Regions from separate parts of the Mus musculus genome. Here region 2 is linked to region 1. Evidence: chromatin loops called from intact Hi-C (ENCODE). Cell type or tissue: heart. All regions are shown on one strand. Links, peaks and the distances in the headings refer to the core of each region. The heading gives the core; the rest is flanking DNA. Region 1 overlaps Prom1 (prominin 1). Region 2 overlaps Tapt1 (transmembrane anterior posterior transformation 1).

Region 1 (8,336 bases), core at 153-8,152:
AAGGAAGAGCTCCGTGACTGCTCGCTAAAAGCATCTGTTTGGCTTTTCACTGGCCAATTTCATGAAGGCTGTAGACGGGGAAAAAATTGCTTCATTTTCTAAAGATTTGGCCTATAAAGCTCTTTTTTTTATTTAAAAAAATTTTTTTTAATTTTTGACATAATCTTACTTCTCACCTTTCTTCCCTCTAAACCCTCTCATTTACCCCTTCTTTCTCTCTTTCAAATTCATACCTTTTTTTTCATTACTTGTTGTTACATGCATATATGTGTTTGTATATACATATATTTTCTTTTATAAATTTATTTATATATTATTATTAATCATTCCATTTGTTTACATCTCAAATGATATCCCACTTCCACCACCACCCCATCCCACATCTGCCCTCCCCCTCCCTCTTTAAAAGCTCTTAAGTCTATATTTGTAAGTGTGTGAGATTATTTTCCACAGTATACAAACAATTCATAATGCCATTTATCCTAGGAATAAAAGTTCCTGTCTTCTGCGCAGAATCTGAAGACATTTTACTCTACCTCACCAAAGCACCTATTTGGTAGTTTAAGGAGAGTTACATCTGGTTCCACTGACGGGGCATGCATTGATGTTTTATGGCTTGTTTGCCTTGGGTCATTCTTTTCTCAGTGTCTTCATGCCCTAGGCATTGACTGGTATCTGTTACAATGAAGAAAAAATAATTTATGTGGCTCTAATATTTGCTTTAAAGTACAATGAATAACAGCGAGTGTCTAGCTCGATGGCAAATAGAGGCATTCATTCTCTATTTAGTTTAAATGAAAGGTTTAAGTTAGAGCTCATAACTAGAAACTAGCATTGGTCAACACAGTAAAGTCTTTATCAGTTGCTAGTATTTGCTCATTGGGAGGTTTATGTAAGAACTCAGTTTACAGGTGTTTGCTGGGAAGTTCCTTTGCGGCGTTACTTTGGAGAACTACAGAGAAAATGTTCTGCCAGCCACCTGCCATCTTCCAGGTCTCAGGCCACCCTGTTTCCTCTCTTTCTTTCTGACCATGAGGGCTTTTGAACTTGTTATTTTAAACATTGTTGTTGTTGTTGTTCTCACCGTTGGGTGTTTTATATTCATGTGTCTGCATTTTGTGCATGCCTGATGCCTGCAAAGGCCATATCCTCAGGAACTGGAATCACAGAGTGACCATGTGGGTGTTGGGATTTGAACCTGGGTCCTCTGGAAAGGCATCCTTGCTAACTGCCAAGCAGTCTTCCCAGCCCTTGGAGTTGTCATTTTTTTAACCCAAACATAAACATTTACACTGGAAATTTGCTTGGAAAGTTGTTGAGATCATTTGCAGAACTCTGTTTAGCACAGACTTTGTTGTTGTTGTTGTTGTTGTTGTTGTTAAAGTTATTGATAGCATGATTTTGATCGTCTCTAGCCGGGCTTTCTAGAACTGCGTTCTTGACAGTTGAAAGGTTTGGAAAGGATATTTTCTGAAAGGTTGTACGGCAGTTCGTTGATCTGAGTGACTTTCTTGTGAGTAAAGTCATATAGAATAAAGGACAAGGGCAGTTTCTGACATCTACGCTGAGCACACAGCAAGTGTCAGCAGATCAAGTTTAGAACAAACCTTCAAGCGTTCAGGAATGAGGACAGGCCACATAAGGCAAAGTTGACGGGGAGGAGGTTACGACCTCCTTTTAGGGGCATTGAACTTAGGTATAACTAAGAGTAAACCTCGGCAGGCATTGCGACACACGACATCACAGATTCCTGTGGCGGAGCTCCTTTCATGGGGATGGACAGGAAAAGGTCAATAGGAAGTGGTGAACTTCCTGGTCCACTTTGACTTATTCCATGACCAAATGGGTCTGTTGCTTGGTAGAAGGAATGACTGAGATCATTTGTAGCATGCAGGGAGAGAAAGTCTGATTCCCCAGGGTGGATACCAGCTCTACTTAGGGGTGATTCTAACTTGTCACAACCCAAATATTTGAACCTGGCTTAGTTAAATAAAGACCCTGGTATATTACCAGGTTTCAGTTCTTGTTTGTGTGTGTGTGTGTGTGTGTGTGCATGTGTGCCTTGCACATAACTCTAAAATCATCGAGTCACTAACCTAGCTTAGGATTAGGGTGTCTTGCTCACCAGTAATGAATATAACTGAGGTACACTGTCTGCTTCATAAGTGTAGGACAGAGAGTAGTGGGTCATATGGCAGTTCAAAGGGTACAGGACGTTTTGTCTTCATTTTCTGAGGTTGCACTAAGATGGGACTCAAGCTTTAGAATAAACAAGTTCCCAGGGAATTTGTGGACATCCCCCAAGCCCTTCTCCTTTGCAATATGAGCAGTGTTTATACATCCTAGGGTGGATTCCAGCTGGTTTATAATATCAGCTCCAAGCTGCCCTGGCTCCAAGCTGGCTGAAGCTCAGATAGAAAGAAAGGTCTTCACGGAGTTAGTGGGGCTGGGGGCTGGGGGGTGAAGTGGGGGGATGGGGAGTGGGGAGGTGGTGGGAGGCGGAGTGGGGATGAGGAACCAGGTCCAAGTCACATGTTCTGGCTCTCCTAATTCCACCATAGCTCACTAGGCTGAGTTAAGTACTGTTCAATGTCATGTGCCACATAGGCATGTTAGTGTCACTGGCAGCCCGAGAGGAACTGTGTATTATTGTCACAGGAAGACAAGTTTTAAGAACGAGAAACCACATACGAACTAAGCACTCCTCCAGATGCAACAGTACTTTTTATTTGTTTAGAATTTTTTTTTTTTTTACTATGTGTCTGTGTCTGTGGCTATGTGTGATTATTTGTTTATATGTGTGTATCTGTGATTATGTGTCCATGTGTGTATGTGTCTGGGGGGGAGGGGGGGATATGAGCACTGGAATGTGGATGCCCTTGAAAGCCAGAGGCATTGGCTGCCCCAAAGCTGGCAATACAGTTGGTTGTAAGCAGCCCCTCAGGTGCTATGAACTAAACTTGGGTTCTCTGGAAGAACAGTTGTGAAAACTTTCTTCCTGTTGAGCCATCTCTCCAGCCCCATGGAGCAGTACTCTTAAACAGAGTGAATATATGTCCTGGGACTTGGATTTTGTTGTTGTTGTTGTTCATTTGTTTGTTTGTTTGGGTTTTTTTGTTGTTGTTTTGTTTTTGGTGACATGGGATTTTTTCAATGCAAAAAGGCAGGATGCCTGTTATCCCACTGGTACGGAGATTGCTTGGTAACTTGATAGGCTGTTCCATGTTGTTTCCCCAGGATTTATTTGGTACTTGCTAACCTGTTCTTAAAGCATATGCACATTGTACACTGGATACAAAAATAACAGTTTTGGTCTTTTCTGTCTGTGGGTAAAACGGGTTGTGCTATTTATTAATTCCTTGCTGCCCTCTAGTGGTCAGATTGAAAAGTAGTTTGGGTTTTAGCTCCCCTGCCTTGAGGGGTTTGTTTTAATTTTGAGACAAGGTCTCTTTGTGCAGCTCAGGTTAGTCCGGAGCTCTGAGGTCTTCTCACTTTGCTCTTCCAAGTGTCGGGATAATGGGTGTGTGCTACCATGCCTGGCTGAGCCTTTACTCCTGCAGCCGATAAAATTCTAAGGTTCAGAGGCCCTCAACAAATGAACCAATTTGTATAACTCAAACCAAGAGATTGATAGTGGCTAATGAGCACAAGCGCTTTTAGTACCCTTAAATTCAGTCTTTTGAGATAAGTGAGGAAGAAGGTTTTAATTTCCACATAGGCTAGTCTTTCCTGCAAGGTGACTATGTGAAGGCGTTTGGAATCCCTTATGATGTGTATTTTATGTAGAGAAAAGTATTTTCTTCATAAGTACATATTCAAGAATTTCCCTGAGGAAAATACAACCCTCAGCAAGAGAACCAGGACATTTCTAGCACCACCGTTTGGGTGGATTTTGTACTTCATATGTGTGGTGTGTTCACTTCAAGTTGTCATCTTGACATAGCCTGGTGTCATGTGGGAGGAAATCGCTGTGGGTGTATTTTACCCCAGCAAAAGGGAAATGACATTAAGTCTTCCCACAGTGCTTTAATGCTGAAATACCTTATTTCTTTTCAATCTGGACAACACAGAAACTAACAATTAAATGAAGAAACACCAGACATCCCAAGTCCCTCTTCCCATTTTGTTATTTCCCTCTTCTATGACGGTAGCTAAGGTGCGTGATAATGTTTGTGTGGGTGTAAGAGGATATACCCACAAGGTGCATGCATGTATGTGTGAGCACATACACACAGACACACACACACACAAACACACACTCAAACACCTAACACAGCCTATGCCTTTGTCACTGTCCTTCCAGCATTTGTTGTGAACACTGTTCATTTATGAGAGCCATAACACAGTACTCCATCCTAAACAGAGATGTGTCTTCAGAGCCTTAGTCCTGTTTTGTGTTTTGGTGGTGTGCAATGGTGGTCTTAGTAGGTAGGTTGTAGTGGAAGGTGGTGGAGGTGGCCGTTCGTCGGCTCCTGTGCTGCTGAGGATATTGGATCCTAGCCAACACTTTTCTCTTTCCCTACAGCCTTGGCATTATATATGGCTTTGTGGCTAACCAGCAGACCAGGACTCGGATCAAAGGGACCCAGAAACTGGCAAAGAGCAATTTCAGAGACTTTCAAACACTCCTGACTGAAACACCAAAGGTAAAAACCTACAGCCTGCGCATTCCATGGCGCTTTGTGTGAGCTGCTCTGAGTACCTGTGTGTGCGTTTAGCAGCACAGCCAAGCCTTTTAACAAGTCAGTGAACCCACGTGGAAAGCCATTGCCCTTTAATGATGCAGATGAAGAAACATAACCAGAGAGTTCAAAAAGCATGGAAATGTGGTTTCCATAGCTTTAAGATATAGGTGTCTTATTTTGCTCTATTTTATTTAGGCATAACAAAAATCACTGCACATATACAAGTACCTAACAATTTTAAGTGTCTCACTGTGGGTTGCTTTGTTTTTTGTTTGTTTGTTGTTGTTGACATTGTTGGATGGATGCTCTTGCCTTTGTTTGGTGCGTATAGTTAACCCCTTATCATTTACATAGCTACTATTAAGATAGAATTCACTAGCTTTATGCACACCTGATTATTATTATCTGTGTAGGTGTGTCAGTCTATTTAGGAAGGACTTTCTTCTCTCTCTCTCACACACACACATACATACACACACATCTCTCTAACACACACACACACACACACACACACACACACACACACACACACGCACACACCATGTCACTTTGGAAGACAGCAAACAGAATGGCTGAAGGCAGTGATGGGCAAGCCTGTTTTGTCCTCATCCGAGGAGTGTGTTGATGTATCGCCGATACAGAATATGACTTGGAAAGTACCTGAGCAGGAACCGGCCTAAGCGTGTGAAGCTCATGGGTATTGGCATTGGTGGGGAGTCTCCCCAAAACCATGGATCCTTGAACAAGGTGTGGCCTTCTGAGTTGACTCTGTCCTTAAAATGCTGTGCATCAAGTGTGTCAAGAAGCTGGAAGTAAAAGGCAGAGGCATTTGGGAGGGGGAGAATAGAGAGCTTAACCCTGCCTGGCTTTGCAGGTCGCACTGGTAGAACTACCTTTCTCCCACCATGTAAACAAAAGCTCATGCTTGTCATGTGACATCTTAAAGATTCCACAGAACCCCCCCGCCCCCCCCCAATGCCAAAAGTAACAACAGTGCCCCTGAATACTAGGCTGTCTCTCATCCTTTTATAAAGAGAGTAAATTCCTCGGGCTTTGGGGAAACTTAACCTGGTTGGACATATGCGAAGACCTCTAACAAACAGAAGTTTTACAGATAATTGAACAGGCAACTGACAGACAGAATATAGCTGTCTCCAAACAGAACAAGACGTTTCACGTCTGGTAATCAGGGAAATGAAAATTTAAACTCTGAGTTGTGTTCCCTGGGAAGGTTGGCAACCCTAGAAGAATGTTAACCCAGCCTCGCAGAGAAGCAGGCCACCATAGATAAGAAGATAAGTACTCCTTAAGACCACTCAGGAATAGTCAATATCGTGGACTCACGCATCAAAACTTTAGAAGGTCTTCTTGTTCATTGTTTCTTGAGTCTGGGCTGTCTCTGTGACCTGTTTATGACCAGAAGAGCACAGTGGACATGACCTTGGGCTAGTCGGAAACATCTAGGAGCCTTGCATCGAGTACCTATCAGCCTCTCCTTGATGGTGATCCTAAGGATATCTTGGGAAGATACCCAGGCTGGTCACTAAGAAGATGCAAGAACGTATGGAGAGAGACAGACCCACCTCTGATCATGCATTCAGTCCTCACCATGAGCCGTCTAGCTGGTCCACAGAACCGTGAGACATAAGACATGGCCACAGCTAGTAAGTTTATAATAAGTAAGCACAAGAGATAAGTTTGTAATAGGCGGTAAAACGTGGGAGTACCAGATGAGCGTTCACCACCTCTTAGCTATTTCTTTTTCAAAGTGCTCAGAGTTAATATATATATATTTTAATCTTAAGTCTTAAATGCTATCTTTGTATAATGACTTTGCACCTCAAAGGGCAGATGCCATGTAACTTTCTTTTCCAGCAAATTGACTATGTAGTGGAGCAGTACACCAACACCAAGAACAAGGCATTCTCAGACCTGGATGGTGAGTAGCAATAAAAGATGGTTTGCACTTTTGTTGTTAAGGCTCAGAAGATGCCTTAGCTGCCTCCCTCCTATAAAGCACAGACCAAAAGAGGAAGCAACTAAAGGTAGGAGGAAGACGGGACGAGCTGTAGAACTACTGTGTGTTTACCACTGGACATTGGATGGTTCAAATCCAACTTTTAGGGACGAGAGAGATGGCTTTGTGGTGCATAGATCTTGTTGCTCTTGTAGAGAACCTATGTTTTTTTTCTCAGTACCCACATGGAGGCTCACAACCATCTATAACTTCAGTTCTAGGATATCCAATGCCTTCTGCTTTCCTCAAGGATAGCAGGCATACATGTGGTACCCAGACATATACACAGGCAAACACTCATCCGCATAAAAAAGGCACTCAATGTTTAACTTCAGTTTCACAAGCATAGGGACTTAGGTTTCTGTTTTAAAATTTTACTTTGCAGGGCCAGGTAGTGGTGGTGTACACCTTTAATCCCAGAACTTGAAAGGGAGAGTCAGATATATCTTTGTGAGTTCAAGGCCAGCCTACTATACAGAGTTAGTTCCAGGACAGCCAGGGCTACGCAAAGAAGCACTGCCTCAAATAATAATAGTACTAGTAATAGTACTAGTAATAATAATAATAATAACAGCAGCAGCAACAATAACAACCAAACAAACACAATTTTATGTTGTTTATTGCCAAGCCTTTCCTTTCGTCGTTTTTCATGCAGAAGAGGATGTTCAGCCTTGCTAAAGCCTCATTAAATGGGCTTTAGAAACAGTCTGGCACCATTCTTTGCTGGGCCACCTCTCGTTTGAGTTCACGAACCAGGTGACATTTGTCAGCATTTATGGGAAGGAGTGGGGAGGGGCAGTGGTACTGATATCTGTGGGCCAAGGCAGAGGCTGCTTCTCCCATCCTGCAGTGCACAGGACAGTTTACCCCCAGCAAGCAGTACCTGCTCCCAAATGTAAGTGGGATTGCAGTGGAGAAATCCCAGTGGAGATGCAGAGCTGGAGACAGTGGTAGACTCCTGGGGTGTGAGGAGAGCTCGTGAGAGCTGAAGGAGAAGCAGCCCTGGCCTCATGAACGCCTTTGCTTTGAATCCAGGCATCGGCTCCGTGCTGGGAGGCAGAATAAAGGACCAACTAAAACCCAAAGTAACTCCTGTCCTCGAAGAGATTAAGGCCATGGCGACAGGTAAGCATGGTGGCAAAGGTGACCAAGAATAGCCCACCCTGGCTTCCTGGCTTCCCAGGGTCACTCACTTTGACTTGCATGTGTTCCGGTGGGTAGGGATGAGAAATATAATCTGGCCGTGCAAAAAGGTCTGGCAAAAAGACAAGAGCTGCCTCAGGATGTGTATTTTTTTTTTAAAAAAAAAAACTTGTGCTAAACCTATGGTACTGGAAAAACAAAGCCATTTGAGGTAATAGTGACGCAATTTGTTAGGGGTTGGCTACTTGTTTATGTAAATAAAGTTTTATTAGAACACAGTTGTGTGCACATGCTTATGTATGGTTGATGGCTGGTTTTGTGCTGAAGTGGCAAAGTTTTTGGTTTCTGAGAAGATTAGACCCACGAAGCTTATAAGTCATTTACTATCTGGACTTTCAACAAAACATCTGTTGATGTGTTGGGTGTGGTAGCAATTCTGTAACCTTGGCATTAGAAAGTCAGGGAAACCATGACTTTGAGGCCAGCCTGGG
Region 2 (8,336 bases), core at 151-8,150, 150 kb before region 1:
TGGGTCAGGACCTCTTTATCCCAATGACAATTTTCACTCAAATCACCATTTTAAAGACCTGTGTCCTAGAAGTTACAACTGTCTTGTGAGTTCTGTGAGAAACTATTTTGCTTATAGAAGTGTGAATTTAGGTAATACGTGCAGGTGGGACAGTTAATGCCTAAGGCTATGTAGATATTATGGTGATAACATAGCCATCAGACCATGTTTGGATGTTAGGCATACATCTCCACTAAGTAGCAGAGTTTGGTAAGCTATGAAAAGATCTATCTCACTCTCTTCTTAGGAGCTATACTGCTAAATTTATTGGTGAAAATGGAAAGTATAAATCAGTAAGAAACTGGGGAAAGGTTAAAGAAAATAGTAATTACTTCTGAAACTAATCAGAATAAGGCCTTCCAAGTATAGCAGTTGCCTATTTGTGTAAAATTATGTTAAACTTAATCAGTCTACAAAAAAATAAATTAAAAAAAACTGTTTTCAAACTAAAACTGTCTATTCCAGTCTTCTGATGAACAGGAAATGGAAAGGATGGGGTTAAAGGTAAGAAGCTTGTCTTACCTTAAGAAGATGTTACTTAGCCTGTCTGGTTTAAGAAGTGCCAGAAAGTCACAAAAGTTGAGTCTGAACAACCATCTTTTGAGGAGCTACTTCTAGGGATGGTAAACAGAAAACTCTGGAAGAGTCATAGAGGACTAATGTCCAGTTTCTTAAACTTAAGGAGTCAGGAAACAGTTTCTCATAATGTCTGAAGTTATATCTACAACTACCTAAAGAATCTCTCTCTTTTTCGTTCTCTCCCAATGTAGCTCATGTTCTTTGGAATATTTTTGTGCCTCGATGCCTTTCTGTATGTGTTCACCCTGCTTCCTTTAAGAGTCTTTCTGGCGCTATTCAGGCTCCTCACTCTGCCTTGCTATGGCTTAAGGTAAGTTTAGATCTTCGACTATTTTTAGTGTCTAAACGGTTTTATTACTTTTATAACTTGTAGAGTTGTTAGAATAAAGATGATGCATATGATTTCATTCATACTTTGGTTTTTGATGCATACACTGCCTATCTGTTCAATTTGTATTATATAATATATGTTTTATATATGCATTTTTTTCCAGAGAGGTTTTGAACCAAAACTCTGCTTTAGCTGGTAAACTGACACTGTTGTGGAGGCCATGGGTTGAATAGAAGAGGAACAGGGCTAGAAGTAGAAACTGACAGACCATGTTCTTAACCGGCTTGGACTAGGGCTGGGAGGCGTCCTGGCTTGCTTCATCTGTGAGAAGTTCAGGTTCTAATCGCCTAAGGAGCCGGCTCTACTACAGGCTTCCTCCTCCAGGTCACTTGTGTTAGTGGCCTATGAAGCTGTTGTCATAGACTTCTGGTTGGTGGCAGTTGATCACTCTGTAATGGCATCATTCTGATAGAAAATATCAGTCAGCCCAAACCAACTTGGAGAGCTAGTGTATTGTAATAAGTGTCTGCCTCCCCTAAGCTTGTTTCATATCTGCAAAAGAAGATATTGAGAGCTCAGTACCTGTCCCCCAAAACCTGGAGATAGAAAAAGTATATCAGTGGAGTGCATGACACACACTCACTCCTTATGCTGGCAGAGTGCCTGCCTACAGCAGCCCACAGTGCCAGCAGATGCCTGCCTACAGCTCCGAGTAATAAATACCAGTTTCTTGCATTTCTGTTCTAGCAAACTGGAAAGATGGAATGCAGTACTTACTGTGCATTTGTCCTTGGGGAACAGGAAGTTTGATTTGAGAGGTGGCCTTCTTGACAGTCGTGTCAGCAGGCCCCTGCTTTACATGGTCTCCCTGTACGAGCTACTGCTTAGCTTTAGCATTGTAGTTTGAGTTACAATTCTAAAATGTGTGCCGTTTGTAAATATTTTTAAAACATTTCAGTTTGAAAATGTAAAATGCTGAAATGGGTAATAATTTATGAGACTCCATTTAGTGACCATTCAGTGGAATATAACACTTGGAGTTATAGCTTCATCAATGAAGTTGCTAAAAAATTACTGGTCCATATTCAAAACTGTAAGTTCTGTTTAAAAGACTAAAGTCACAAAGATGTTTGTTTTGAAATAGAAAATGAAACGCAGCCCTTTCAAATGAGCCTTAATCCATTTTGATAAGAAATGCTTCTAATGTAAATAGAAATAATCAATAATATAATGATTAGGTTGTGAAAGGAATAAAAGTTACGATGAGCGAGATTGCAGAGAATATACAGTTTTAAGAATTCAGCCTCCCTCAGTGCTATAAAAGTTATTATTTGTATCTAAAATCTTTCTCATCTTGCAGAATGATATGAATTATGGCACGTTTAATTAATCATAAGTTAACCGGGTGAGATTCTTTTTAGGCATTTAAGCACCAATTTTAGGATCTGCCAAGTACTTCCTTTACTTTGAGGAGGGTTTAAAAGGGTTGCTCTCATTAGTCAGGCTTTTCAAAGACCTTGGTGGTGTTCTCCTACTAAAGCTGGTTGCTCTACTGTGGGCTCAGTGAGATGACATTTTAGTTACCTTTTCAGAAGGTGGGGGTGGGGGTGGGGAATCTTCCTGTGTGGCTGCATAGAGAAGTTGAATACAGGGAAATTAGATTAACCCAGTGTAACAGCCTGACATAAAGTAACTAAGAGCTTGCAGGGATTTTCACACATATTTTGTGAGCTAGGTTACCTTTTAGTTATTCCAGGATCAGCAGTGTTAAACAGGTTCATATCCCACCAATGGCATGTTCTGATCAGTTGTTGGCACCCTGGGAGAAAGCTTAAGAGGGTTTATAACCTAGAAACTCTTCCTTCTGGACTAGACCTTTTCTGTGTGGTTAGTATATAGGTGACATACAATTCATGATAATGGGTCTTGAGGCTCTTGAGTATGGAAGTCATCTTATCTGACGATGCATCTCCTTCTTCAGACATTGAATACTGCTTTATGCTCAGAGTCATTTCTGTTTCTCTGTCACTTGGAGAAGCAGGACATGTAAGCAGCATATAGCATACCCTTTCCATTCTGAGTATTAAGTATTGCAGAAAATAGGAATTCTTAAACCATCTACTGTAGTTTGCTTCACATAAATGATTGTTGCTTCCTAAAGCTAACATTTCTATAATAGTTTACATTTTTAGTGCAAAAAAGATGCTTGCTTTAAAATTGTATTTTGAAGCATTTTCAATCTAAATTATCTTCAGTGTCATTTAAAAAGTGCTTTCTATTTTCATGGTTTTATAGCTAAAAGGACTCTAGGGGGCAGCCTGTTATAAACAACTTGTAATATTCTATCTGCAATATTGGTTAACTGAAGTTACATTTTATGTTGTCATTTATATGATAAATGAAACATGAGGATGCAGTTAAAATTGTGCACTCAAATTTCAACCTTGAATCCTCTGTATGAGAGCAAGCAATATTACAGAAAATATGAAGTACTGCTTTTAATGTCTTAGTACCTTCAGTGTTCTGTATCTGAGTTAAGCAATGTGTTACTGGGAGCCACATTTATTTTCTCTGAACCATGAAAACAATGTCTCTGTGATTCTTTTTTTAAACATGGAACTGAAAATATAGTACACTTAAAAAGTGACTGAACAAAAAATACTGTTAATATTTTGCCCAAGGGCATTTAGGTATTTGTAGAATACCCAAAAAACATTTTATCGTTATGGAATTATTTAGAAATAGCTAAATGCCGCTGTCCTACAGCTTCCCTTCTATTGTTCTCTACTTCTGTTAAAGGTTATTAGATTTGTATTGCCTACAGCTGCTTCATGTTCCATCTCTCTCCAAAAAGCAAAGGTGCTCTTCCTTCAGTCTGACTTGAAACCTGCACAGAGGCCAATTGTCTGCTTTCCTCAGCCGTTATCATTCTCATCTCTTCTGTTTCAGCCATATTTTTTTTCTAGTCTCAATTTTTTTTTCTAAAAAGAGAAGAAAAGTGTGTCTGTTAATTAAACCCTGACATGGAAACAGTGTCTCCCCGCAGCAGGGTCAGCAGCAGCAAGACAGCACTGCCTTTGTCATCCTTGCGTGAGTGTCGTCTCCTCCTCTGCCAGACACTCTTTGCTGCAGCATCTCTGGGAGGCTTTTAAAGCAATCCAAACTTTCTGCTTTGAAGCTATTGCTAGATCTTCCTCTATCTTGATGTGTTTTCAGCTCTGGTTTGAGGTTTAGGTTGTGTTGCCACTTGTAACAATTGGGTGAATTGGATGAACAGGGATGTCACCTTTCATGAAGGATGATAAGCAGGAAGATTTTGTAGCCTGTTCAGTAACTTAGTCCTCATCCTGACTGCCCAGTTATCAGACCATTTTAACCAATTTCTTTTCTTTTCTTTTCTTTTTTTTTTTAAGACTTATTTATTTCACGTATATGAATACATTGTCACTGTCTTTAGACAGACCAAAAGAGGGCATCAGATCCCATTACAGATGGTTGTAAGCCACCATGTGGTTGCTGGGAATTGAACTCAGGACCTCTGAAAGAGCAGTCAGTACTCTTAACCACTGAGCCATCTCTCCATCCCCCATTTTGCCAATTTTCAAGCAGCTAAGATTGTGTTCCTTTGGAGCTGTTGGCAGGTGCTACTGTGCAATGGTGGGGTGCACTGCTACAAAGGATGCTGCAGTGCTCCTGTAGAAAGTTGATACCACTTCTCAGTGATCTCAGAAAGACTTGGTTGAACCTATTTCTGATGAATTAGCAGTCCTAACCCCTGCTGCCCAGTGTTTAATGAGGAAGGAAGGAAAAAAGGAAGGCATCTAGGGCCCTGGAAAGCTGGTTCGTTCTTTTTCTAGATAAGGTAAGATAGCTTCTAAATTTTAGAGAAAATTAGGATGATATTTTAATTGAAGATAGAAACAGAATTAGATTGTGATTCATTATGAGTTATCTGTGCTTGATAGCTACAGGTATCTTTCTAAGTTCATCTATGGGATCGATTAAAAATACTGAGCATGTGGTAGTTTACGTGGTATCAGTGTGAATACTGTCTCTTCCTAGAATTTCCATTATTTTGTGCTTTAGATTCTGTCACACTTAAGTCATACATTGAATGAGATTACAGAGGAAAATGGTAAAATCTAGAAGCCAGAGCTGATAGCTAGAAGTAAAGAAAGCACTTTTGAACATTATATGGTGCTAAGTAAGCTGACTGGATTTAGGAATGCTGGAGTGTTTTTCTTTTGCTATTAGAGTAAATAAAATTCAGGCAAGCACGTTTCCTGATCCCTTGTCTTGGTTTTAGACATAGCTCTCATTGAAGACGTCATTGACTTTTTTTCTTGTTTTAGGTTAGGAATATCTTTTCTTTTGACCCTGTAAGAGAGTTCTTATCTCCCAAAAGAACTATGAATTTCAAATTCTTAAGTTTCTTAACTTGTTGACTTTTCCTTCATGTGCCTTAAATTTAGTTGTGCTCAAACTAACTTTATTTGTGCTGTATAAATAGGCTTTTCTTTCCCCACACGAAGTTAAGCATTTGATTCTGGCCTGAGTAATTAATGCCACCACAAGAACATGAGTGTAGGAGAGCTCTTAGTGTCTTTGTCAGGGAAACAAGGATGTCCATTCTTTCCTCTGACCAAGGCTGATGTGTGCCACACCAGTGGGGAGAGAGAGAGAGTACATGGTTATGGAGAAAGCCTTCATAGCATCATCAGGTTTTGTCATCCCATGTTCCCCACCATGACGCTCAAAGTAGCGTAGCAACATTCCAACCTTCTTTCTTTCTTTCTCTCTTGTAAATCAGACCGAAGGGAGGAGCACTTTCACTTCCTTTATAGGATGGAGTGTGGTGGCACAGGGACTCCTTGTGGTGAGTAAACCCTGATTTTTCCTTTTATACTCTTGGCCAGATTGACCTCAGTACCAAAGCATAGGCACCAGCATAGCCACATAACCATTTGAGGATGGGACAAACTGAGGAAGATGTGCCGCCCAGCCTTCAGTAGCATCCTCACTTGGTCTTAAGCCTTATCCATGTCTATTCCAGTGTTTGACCACACTGTCACCATGAAAGTCACCATGAGATATTCTCTAATGACACCTCAGTCCTCACCTTAGGGCTAAGCCCAGCTCACTTGTTCCTAGAACCACTGTTTACTTTGTGTTATTCCAAACATAAATGGCGCTTCATAAATCAGCCACTTCATTCTAATTAATTAATTTAATGTACAAAAGAAGGTGTTAGCAATCGAGTGAAAAGTATTAAGTGATTATTTTTTACTCAGTGTCAGACTTAAATGATGAGTTTCTCAGTTCAGGAAAGCATCTTGGTCCTAATCCTTTGTTCCAGTTAACTTAAGACCATAAAGGGACTTCTCTTAAAAATATGAACCACATGAAATACACATTTTCAAACTTTCAATAGTATGTACGTGTCCCCTCCAGCCCTCAGTTATACATACTTTTCAGTGAAATGAGGCATGCTCACTCCTGGCCTCCGTCCATGGCTTGAAATGAACTGGCAGGAGGGCTCTGCTTGCCATTGTTGCCTCCTCTTCCTTCTTGATCTTGCCAGTCCCACTTCTTTTTATCAGTAGAGTATCAAGGCGTGGGGACGCCTCACAGGGAGCATCTTTCTCTGCTGCATAGTTCTACTTGCATGACTCTATGAGCACTTTAAACAGCTCAGAGATGTATAATAGTAAGACATATGACATGAAATTATCATTTGTAATTACTATGAAAGTATAGTAGAAGTATTTGTAGGGGTTAAAAGGTAAAATTTAGAAATGTAGAGAGTCTGCTTCTATATAGATATTTTTAACTTGAATATCTTTTAAGTTGTGTTAAATGTCTTATTTTTATTGGAAGTTCTATTGAATGTCTTATTTAATCTTATCTTGAGTGGCATGTAATAAAACTATTAGTCTAAACTAGGTTAGACTAATGTGGGTTTTTGTTGTTGTTGTTGTTTATTTGGTTGGTTGGTTGCTTTGGTTGGTTGGCTGGTTGGTTGGTTTGTTATTTTGTCCAGCATTCTCTTGAGATCTCCAGCATTTACTAAAGGAACTGCCTATAATTGGCTCTTTAACAGACATCATACCTAGGACTTGAGCCTGAAAGATTATCTAGGTGTCGCTCTGGGTTGGTTGGCAGCACTGTAGATAAGCTTCTTATGGAGTTTGTAGTGATTACTGATAGTCATCTAAAAATACCCTACAGAATAGGGGCAAGTGCTGTGGTTGGTTCACGTCGTTTTAATTAGGCAAACTCACTTGTGGTTAGATCTTGGAGAAGCTGCGATACAAATAAGCACTGTGTACAATGCTACTCGGGAAGGGGAGGGTGTGTTGTTTTGGTTTTGCTGCTTTCCTTTTTTATTAATGGGCACATGTGGAAAGAAAATCCTTGTTTTATAGACGTTGTAAAACAAGTTTTATGTTGTGTTGGAATAGTAGTCCTCCACTCTGAAAACCTGTAACTGCTGTAGCAGACAGTAAGATGTTAAGGCAGTGATAGAGAGCTGAGGACCCAGAGCAAGTACATTTGTTCTGTTTTCCACTGTGTATTTTAAAAATTAATAAAGTGAGAGGTATGTTTGTTTCTTAACATAATAATTTTCCATATGATAGGTTATATATGAGTTTGGAGGTTTTGACAGTCAGTGTTTGTAAACAGCCATGCCTGCATTGATGCCTTTCATTGTGCTCCCTGGCTATCAGTGGGATAATGCCCGTCTATAGTCCAGGGATGCAGGACCTTCTAGCGTTTCTCCTCTTGATATCTAAATTAGAAATGTTTGCTCTTGACAGAAGAACCACTGTTCCCAGTCCCAGCCTCATATAGAGTATAGGGCATGAAGTCTCCTCGATCATCAGTTAGCCCTTGGCAGGGAAGTGTGATCTCAGCTGGGTGTGAGGGAAGGAAAGAAAAAAAATGTACCCTGCTTTCCATGGAAAATCAGGAAGAAAGTAATGATGGAGGTAGTGCTAGGTGCACTTCAGCTCAAAGCTCTAGCTTGAGCTGCAAAGAAAAAGCAATCAGCATCCCACATCTTTTGGAGGGCTTGGGATCTGACTAGCAAAGCCAGGCCTGTCTTGATAAGCTCACTACATGGCTTCCCACCTGCTTTTTTTTTTTTTTTTTAAGATTTATTTATTTATTTATTTATTTATTTTATGTATATGAGAACACTATAGCTGTACAGATGGTTGTGAGCCTTCATGTGGTTTTGGGAATTGAATTTTGGACCTCTGCTCGTTCTGGTCAACTCTGCTTGCTCAGTCCCTACTTGCTCCAGCCCAAAGATTTATTTATTATTATATGTAAGTAATAATAGCTGTAGCTGCCTTCAGACACACCAGAAGAGGACATCAGATCT

What was found. Hi-C counts contacts between places; a loop is a spot of excess contacts. Peaks named below come from ENCODE experiments on the same cell type or tissue, not always from the same donor. Only the 100,000 strongest peaks of a DNase experiment are listed, where the experiment ranks them.
Region 2: a loop joins it to region 1, with 7 times the contacts of the local background. A loop is called at or near these places in 9 of 42 quality-filtered maps.

The regions. Positions count from the first base shown.
Region 1 is chr5:44,043,808-44,052,143 of GRCm38, reverse strand. It overlaps Prom1 (prominin 1), which reads left to right. Exons shown (of 28, transcript NM_001163577.1): 6 at 4,526-4,646; 7 at 6,561-6,624; 8 at 7,738-7,827. Among named protein-coding and RNA genes, the nearest start is that of Prom1, 54 kb to the left of the region's middle. In heart, for the core only: a CTCF peak has its summit at 3,377 (motif pointing left); no DNase peak of the experiment used is centred there; H3K27ac peaks cover 222 bases.
Region 2 is chr5:44,196,802-44,205,137 of GRCm38, reverse strand. It overlaps Tapt1 (transmembrane anterior posterior transformation 1), which reads left to right. Exons shown (of 14, transcript NM_173764.3): 3 at 810-928. Among named protein-coding and RNA genes, the nearest start is that of Tapt1, 26 kb to the left of the region's middle. In heart, for the core only: a CTCF peak has its summit at 3,267 (motif pointing right); no DNase peak of the experiment used is centred there.